Regions from separate parts of the Homo sapiens genome. Here regions 1 and 3 are each linked to region 2. A link is a loop called in an ENCODE intact Hi-C map of the cell type or tissue named here. Cell type or tissue: IMR-90. All regions are shown on one strand. Region 1 overlaps TBC1D22B (TBC1 domain family member 22B). Region 2 overlaps MDGA1 (MAM domain containing glycosylphosphatidylinositol anchor 1). Region 3 overlaps TBC1D22B (TBC1 domain family member 22B).

Region 1 (2,500 bases), 370 kb before region 2:
CCTTACTTCTCTTCTCACACCAGGGCAGGCAGTATATAGTCTAGTAATTATGAGCACATGCCCAGATTGGGCTCAAATCCCTGGCTAGCACTACCCTGTGACCCTAGGCAAGTTCCTTAACCTCTGTGCCTCAATTTCCTCATCTGTAAAATGGAAGTTAATATGTATCTCATAGAGTAGATGTAGGATTAAACAAACTAGTACAAAGTACATGTGAAACATCTAGAGCCCCATCTGTTATGTAATAAGTGCTCAATAAATAATAAATGCCGTTATACTGATTATCTTTGGTGTTCTTCCTCTTCCTCCTCAATTATTCTCCCACCTTTATTGGACAGTCTGCAGTGGAATTTTCCTATACCTTTCCCTTTTCAAAGTCTCTGCTTATTACCCATTATCTTTACCTTTGGCCTCTTACCTAATTGTTTTTTTTCCACCCATCACATGTGGCTCAAAGTCCTTCTCTGCCATATTGCCTTTTCCTGTGTGAATTTTCAGCAGGTACCTGTGCCTGGCCCTTTTCTGCTATTTCAGCCATTTCCAACTGTTTTCTACAAAGGGTGTTTGCTCCCTTTCTATTAATTGGGAATCTCTTTCTGATACTTGCCCTACAAGCTTTCTCCTCCTCCTGACTATAGTATCTCATCTGACTGCATGTGATACTTAAGTGCTCCCATGAACTGGCTTTGTAACAAATCTTCAGTTGTTCCCTGCCCCGGTAGTGTCTCTTCTCTGCCCCTAGATAAAAGCTCCTGATTTGTGATTAGCACCTTCATCCCCCAGCCATAATTATCGTTTCTACTTTTTTTTTTTTTTTTTTTTTTTTTTTGAGATGGAGTCTCACTGTGTCGCCCAGGCTGGAGTGCAGTGGCACAATCTTGGCTCACTGCCACCTCTGCCTCCCGGGTTCAAGCAATTCTTCTGCCTCAGCCTCCCATGTAGCTGGGACTACAGGGGCACGCCATGACGCCCAGCTAATTTTTTGTATTTTAGTAGAGATGGGGTTTCACCATGTTAGCCAGGCTGGTCGCGAACTCCTAAGCTCAGGCAATCCACCCAACTCTGCCTCCCAAAGTGAGTTTCTACTTTTTTAATCCACTGGGCAGGGTTTCCCATTGTTGCAGCATGAGGACAGCAGGTGGTAGACTAGGGTCGGGGCTAGAGGTGGGGATGTTGCAGTTTTAGGCATAGCCACCAGGTGGCAGAGTGGTTCCTTACGGCTAAGCATCACTTCCCTTGGGGGAAGTGGGGACATTCACTTGTGCAGGGGTGGAATTATTTGGAAGCTTTTGAGAGGTTTCTGTTAAGACTGGAAGAATTGGAAATTATAGGTAGATCTCATCTCAACAAAGAGTATTCTCGGCTGGGCGCGGTGGCTCACGCCTGTAATCCCAACACTTTGGGAGGCTGAGGCGGGCAGATTACGAGGTCAAGAGATCAAGACCATCCTGGCCAACATGGTGAAACCCAGTCTCCACTAAAAATGCAAAAATTAGCTGGGTGCAGTGGCGCGCACCTGTAATCTCAGCTACTCAGGAGGCTGAGGCAGGAGAATCGCTTGAACCTGGGAGTTGGAGGTTGCAGTGAGCCAAGATTGCTGCTGCACTCCAGCCTGGTGACAGAGTGAGACTGCGCCTCAAAAAAAAAAAAAAAAAAGTATTCTCTTCTAGAGAGCTATGTCCTTTGTTGGCTGTTCTTGTTTGTTATCAGTTTGCAAGTGTATGTAACCATCATAGAAAAATTTAGAAAATTCCAGTAAGAAATCTTAGGCTGGGCACAGTGGCTCACGCCTGTAATCCCAGCACTTTGGGAGGCCGAGGTGGGCAGATCCCGAGGTCAGGAGATTGAGATCATCCTGGCTTAACGGTGAAACCCCGTCTCTACTAAAAATAAAAAACAATTAACCAGGCATGGTGGCTCATGCCTGTAGTCCCAGCTACTCAGGAGGCTGAGGCAGTAGAATTGCTTGAACCTGGGAGGTGGAGGTGGTGGTGAGCCAAGATCATGCCACTGCACTCCAGCCTGGGTGACGGAGCGAGACTACGTCTCAAAAAAAAACAGAAAAAGAAATCTTACCACACAGAGGTGAATATCACAAATTTTAAAAAAATTGATTAGTATGCATTTTATTTTATGTATTAATATTTAAAACCATTATTCTGAGGAGATTGATGGGGTTCACCAGACAGCCCAAGAGTCTAAGGTACAGAAAAGACTGAGACCATTATAAAGAGAGCCTGCCTAACTTAGGATACAAGTGGTCTACCTGAGGAGAATGTTAGCAAAAAGAGGCAACACCTTTTCCAGTTGTTGTGGGATAGGGACATGGTGCGGGAAGGAGGTAGGAAGCAGCAGAGATGGGTAAAAGGGGCCAGAGGCCAGGGAGTACATGGTGGCATGGGGGTGGGGGCATGTAGTATGGTCCAAGGTCAACATTTTAAAAAATAAGTTGAGATAGGGCCGGGCGCGGTGGCTCGCGCCTGTAATCCCAGCACTTTGG
Region 2 (2,500 bases):
CTTCCAGGCCTTTGCCACAATGTGCCCTCCACCTGGAATGCCCCTCTCAATCCTTACTTCTATTTGTCAAGGCCAGTTCAAATGCTCTCTTTTCCACAAGGCCTTGGAAGCAATTACTTCAACCTTCAAATTCTCACAACCTTTTATCCGCCCTTGCTACATGACATTTATCAAAATCTCCCCCTACCTTACATGTGATTCCCCTTCTCCTTCCATCTTATTCATCTCAGTAGCCCTGCCAATGTCCAGAACTGAGTCTTACTCAAGGTAGAGGCTCAGTGAACATTTAATGAATGATGAGTGAAAGGAACACCACACTGCTTTCCTTCCCTGCAAATCAGAAGATCCGGTGGGACTGAGTCTTAGGGCTACTTCTTACCAGCTGTGCAATGTTGATCAGGTCACTAAAACTCTTGGAACCTCAGTTTTCTCATCTGTTCAATGGAGACAATAGTACCCCTTGTGCTGACCTCTCAGAACGTCATGGAAGCAAAGGCTGCAGAGGCATGAAAATGCCTGGTAAGTCATGTGGCACTTACACACTTATAAGGGATTGTTGTTCTGACCAACAATCCTCCCTAAAAGGTTCATTCCCCCTCACACAAAAGGATCCCTGAAAAAACCATGACCAAACGAATGGTGGGTTATCAAGTGAGGTTTACTTTCTTTCTTTATACTTTTATGTATTCCTTGATTGTTTTGCAAAGAGCACATGTTACTCATAGTAGTTACTCATAGTGTTATTCATAGACTTGAGGAAAAATGAGATTTCATTGTTGAAAAACAAAAATATTCATTCCTTTGAGCTAAGCCTTGCTCTTGCCTCCTGTATCAGCATTTAAATACCAGAGAAGCCCCTTGGTACATAGTACCTTCTAGCAGCAGATGTATGCTTGCAAAGCAGGGTCTTCTGACCACAGGGAGAAGATGCAGAAGAGGGGCCATGCGCCAGGTTTATACAGAGGCGTTTCTGCAAGGGCACAAGCACCCCCATTCCCCTTGCCACAGCCTTACCAGAGCAAGAGCCCACTAGGCTAAGCTGAGCCCCAGCATCCAGCTGGCGCCTAGGGAAAACCTGATTCATCTGAGATTACAGCAAGTGCGGCTTTGGCTACGGGCAGGTGCCTAGGGACACCGGGGTGGGTACGTGGGAGCTGGAGGGAGGCTTGGAGTTCCAGAAGGCCCTAAGGAACCCTTTTCAGCCCCAGGTTGAGGAATGAGCATAACTCATCCCTCAGATAGGGTGAGGCCCACAGGAGCCCAGGAAAGGCAAGATGCAATGTGGCGGCCAAGCCCTCCCCCTGCTGGCCACATCTGGAACGGCAGCAGCTGCCGCACAGGGCAGGGCCCGTAGGCAGTTACACACACACCCGATACCTGGGACCGTGTCAGGCTCAGATGTCCGGAGGTGGGAGGTGAGGCAGGGCTCTTCCAGGACTGAGAGGCCCAAGACTTCATCTCCTAGGTCCTCTGTCTTCACCGGGTGGGTCATCTCCTAGCCCACCTTTCATGAGCCCAGCCATGAGATGAAAGTGGGGAGGGGGGCAGGGGGGAGTGGCAGGGACGTGGGGGCAGTGGTGTTTGGGGTGGGGGTGTCTTCCACATTCCTGCCTCTGTCTCACTCCTCCCAGGCCCTCCCCCATGCCTCCTGGGCAGCTGGGAGAAGCTGGGGCTGCTACCACTGCCCGGATTTCCACTCCCGCCCCCAGGTATTGATTTCCTGCATCATTCATTTGCCGGGCCTTGGCGGCTGTGATTAGCTCCCTCCATTCTCCCTACAGATTCCACCCCCCTTCCCCCCCAGCCTGTCCCTCCATGTTCCAGCAAAGCAGAGCTAATATACCAGGCTCTAAATGAGGCTTTGCCACCTTGGTCCCAGCAGCTCACAGCCAGGCCTAGCCAAGTAGCTCTCAGCTCTCCCCTGCCCACCCCCTCAAGGATGCTTTCCTGCTAACAAAATCCTCTCTAACCGACCTCCTCCCCTGACCTAGAGCCCCCGCCCACCCATGAAGCAGATTCCCATCCTGTAATGTCGGATGGGACATCATGAGGATCTTGACCCTAAGGCGGGGGCTCTCCAGCCTGACACCAAGGGTCTGGGGACCCCTCACACTGGCTAAAGGGCCAAAATCAACTTGGGATGGGGAGGTAACACCAGCAAAGCAAACAAAGCAGCTTGGATTTGTGGACACAAAGTGCTCCCCCTCGCTTGTGCAATTTCTGTAAGTGAAAAGAAAGAAGGAACAGAAGCACGGAGCTTCTCGAGGACAAAAGAGAACCCCAAGCCTCTGTTAGCCCCAGGAAACCAAAGTTTCAAGGCATGGGGTAGGAACTCCAGTGAAAAACCTCAAGTGCCCACACCCAGATCAACACCCGGGAGATGACACTGGGACACTCACTTCCTGAAATTCCTTCTCCGTGCTCCCCAGAGGAGGGAAAAAAACCTGACTTAGTGATAATTCTGTAAGCTGTGTTGCTCTTGTCAAATTATTCAACATCT
Region 3 (2,500 bases), 390 kb before region 2:
AACAGGGAACCCAAGTAACAGTTCCTTAAGTAAGATAGAAAAGCTTATTTCTCTCACATTAAAAGTCCAGAGGTGAGTGATCTGGGGCTTATCTGCTGCTCCAAAATATCAGAGATCCAGGTTGCTCTCTCTCATTCTGCAGTCTTCAGCATGTGGTTTCTTTCTCATGATCCAAGAGCTGTTTGTGCTCCAGCCATCACATCAATATTCCAGCCAGTATGGAGAAGGAAAGGAAGCAAGGCATACTTCTTCTGTTTAAGAACATTTCTGAAAGCTGTGCATGACTCTGGGGCTTGATTCTCTTTTGTTTGAACTTAATCTCGTGGGCACACCTAGCAGCAAGTGAGGCTGAGAAACAGTCTGTCTTAGGTGGCCAATACACTTAGGGGTCCTGTCACCAAGGAGGAAGAAGGGAACAGTTATTTTTAGGCAATCTTTGCTATTCTTAGGCTCCTCAGACTCGGTGTTTGGCTCTTCTCCTTCCCTTACCCAGGCACCCTTTTCTCTTAGTTGGCAGTATTTCCTGTCACTTAAGTCAGAAATGCTAAGAATTGTTCATGATTCTGTTTCCTTACTCTTCCATATCCAATCATTTACAAAGCTCTGGTGATTTTACGTCCTAAATGTTTCTTAATCTGCTTCTTCTTCATTCTCACTATGCACGCCCTAGGTCAGGCCTGGATTGCTGAACCAGCCAAGCATGTTTTCTCACCCCCGGTTTTATCTCCTTCAAACCCATCTTGCACACCATTCAAACAGAGACTCGCCCACAGAACTCCTCTGACAAAAATCCTTCCTTAGCATTCCATCACCTATAGGTTAAATGTCCAGGTTTTCTAACTTGGCATGTAAAGGCCCTGTGACCTGCTCCCTGCTTCGCCCCTTAAACTCAACAATCCAAAATGGACATTGTAAATGTAAAGCCTTGTCCTGCACCACCTCTTTATCTCCTGAGCTAATCTTTGTGCACCCTTTAAGACTCCCCTTCCTCCTAGAAGCCTTCCCTGGGGTCCCCCTGACCCCCGGCATCTAATAGTGCTATTTCTGTCACTCTGTAGATTTCTCCTGTGGCACTTTACCTCGCTAGTTGTTTGTGTTTCCCTCCTACTCTCTGCCACCAGACTTTCTGATTCTTTGAGGCCAAAGAGTATTTTAAACATCTTCATATCCCCAGTACCTTCATTTTGGTGTCCAAAATAGGCATTCCACACATGTCCAGATGAATGAGAGAATGAAAATTCCATAACTGCAGAATACTCAGAAATTAGTACAGCTTCACTAGGCTTGGCCACTGGAGGGCAGTGAGTTACACTTTTCTGATACTGTGCTGAATTAGCCGAAAGTTCTCTCTCCCCTAAGGGATGGAGGTGGAGCACCACCACTTAGTCAACAAGTCTTTGATGAGCACCCACATGTGCAGGGCACTGCTCTAGGCACTGGGGTTTATGACCATAAACGAAGTAGACAAAAACCCTGCCTTCTACTTCTAGGTATTTATTCAAGGAAAATGAAGGCTTATAGCCCCAAAAGACATGCACAAACATATTCACAGCAACTTTATACAGACATAAAATGAAACAACCCTAATATCAGCTAATATGAGAACAGATATCCATACCACAGAGCAGTACTCAGCAATAAATGAGAACGTACTATTAGTAGTACAGCAACATGGAAGAGTCTCAGAAACCATGAAACAGAATGAAAGAAGCCAGATACCAAAAAATATATATATTGTATGATTCACATTATATGGAGTTAAAAATAGGTAAAGCTTATCTATGGCGATAGAAATGAGAGCAAAGTTTACCTATGGTGGGAGGTGGGCTGAGAATGAGCATAAGGAAACATTTCCGGGGTGATGGAAATATTCTCTATTTGGATGGGGGCATTTTTTTTTTAAACCATAGACATAAACATGTGTCAAGACTCATAGAACTGTGCACATATGTGCAGTTTACTATGCGTAATTCTACTTTTTTAAAAAAATCGCTTTCTTAGTTTAATTTCTGGTGGGCAGAAACAGACAATCAACTGAAAAAACAGATATTTGTAGGATTGAGATAAGTGCTATGGATAGAAACAAAGCAAGAAAGAGGGACAGGGATGTGCCATGCTGGCAAGTGTGGGAGCAGGAGGCAGGTTTTAAACCGGGTGGTGAGCCGCCTTCACACTGAGGAGATGACATTTGAGCAGAGCCCTGAAGGAGGTAAGGGAGGGAGCTGTGCAGTTAATTTTTGATAGTCAACACTCACATTTTCAAAGAAAAGGTAGTGTGGATCCTGTTGTCTTGTCTTGCTCCTGGGCTGTTGTGGATTGTGCTCGCCCCCCACGCTCAGTCCTGGGAGGCGGCATCCTCCATCTTACATCTGACTCTTTGCATCAGCTTTGCCCAGTCTGTTCCTCCCTGTCTGGCTAGGCCAAAGATGAAACTGGACAAACTTTATTATTGTCTCAAGAGGCCATTCCTTTTCTGCTTTTTAAAATGTGAACTTCATAT

What was found. A loop is a pair of places that touch in the nucleus more often than their neighbours do. Peaks named below come from ENCODE experiments on the same cell type or tissue, not always from the same donor. Only the 100,000 strongest peaks of a DNase experiment are listed, where the experiment ranks them.
Region 1: it touches region 2 in a loop (27-fold over the local background); 73 of 110 quality-filtered maps call a loop at or near these places.
Region 3: a loop joins it to region 2, with 22 times the contacts of the local background. A loop is called at or near these places in 2 of 110 quality-filtered maps.

Annotation. Positions count from the first base shown.
Region 1 is chr6:37,324,739-37,327,238 of GRCh38, forward strand. The region is part of intron 12 of TBC1D22B (TBC1 domain family member 22B); the gene reads left to right. Among named protein-coding and RNA genes, the nearest start is that of RNF8, 28 kb to the right of the region's middle. In IMR-90, a CTCF peak has its summit at 1,173 (motif pointing right); a DNase peak (open chromatin) is centred at 1,193.
Region 2 is chr6:37,690,890-37,693,389 of GRCh38, forward strand. All of the region lies in intron 1 of MDGA1 (MAM domain containing glycosylphosphatidylinositol anchor 1), which reads right to left. Among named protein-coding and RNA genes, the nearest start is that of MDGA1, 5.7 kb to the right of the region's middle. In IMR-90, a CTCF peak has its summit at 1,306 (motif pointing left); a DNase peak (open chromatin) is centred at 742.
Region 3 is chr6:37,302,806-37,305,305 of GRCh38, forward strand. The region is part of intron 8 of TBC1D22B (TBC1 domain family member 22B); the gene reads left to right. Among named protein-coding and RNA genes, the nearest start is that of TMEM217B, 46 kb to the left of the region's middle. RefSeq lists a silencer at 1,376-1,425. In IMR-90, a CTCF peak has its summit at 1,295 (motif pointing right); a DNase peak (open chromatin) is centred at 1,326.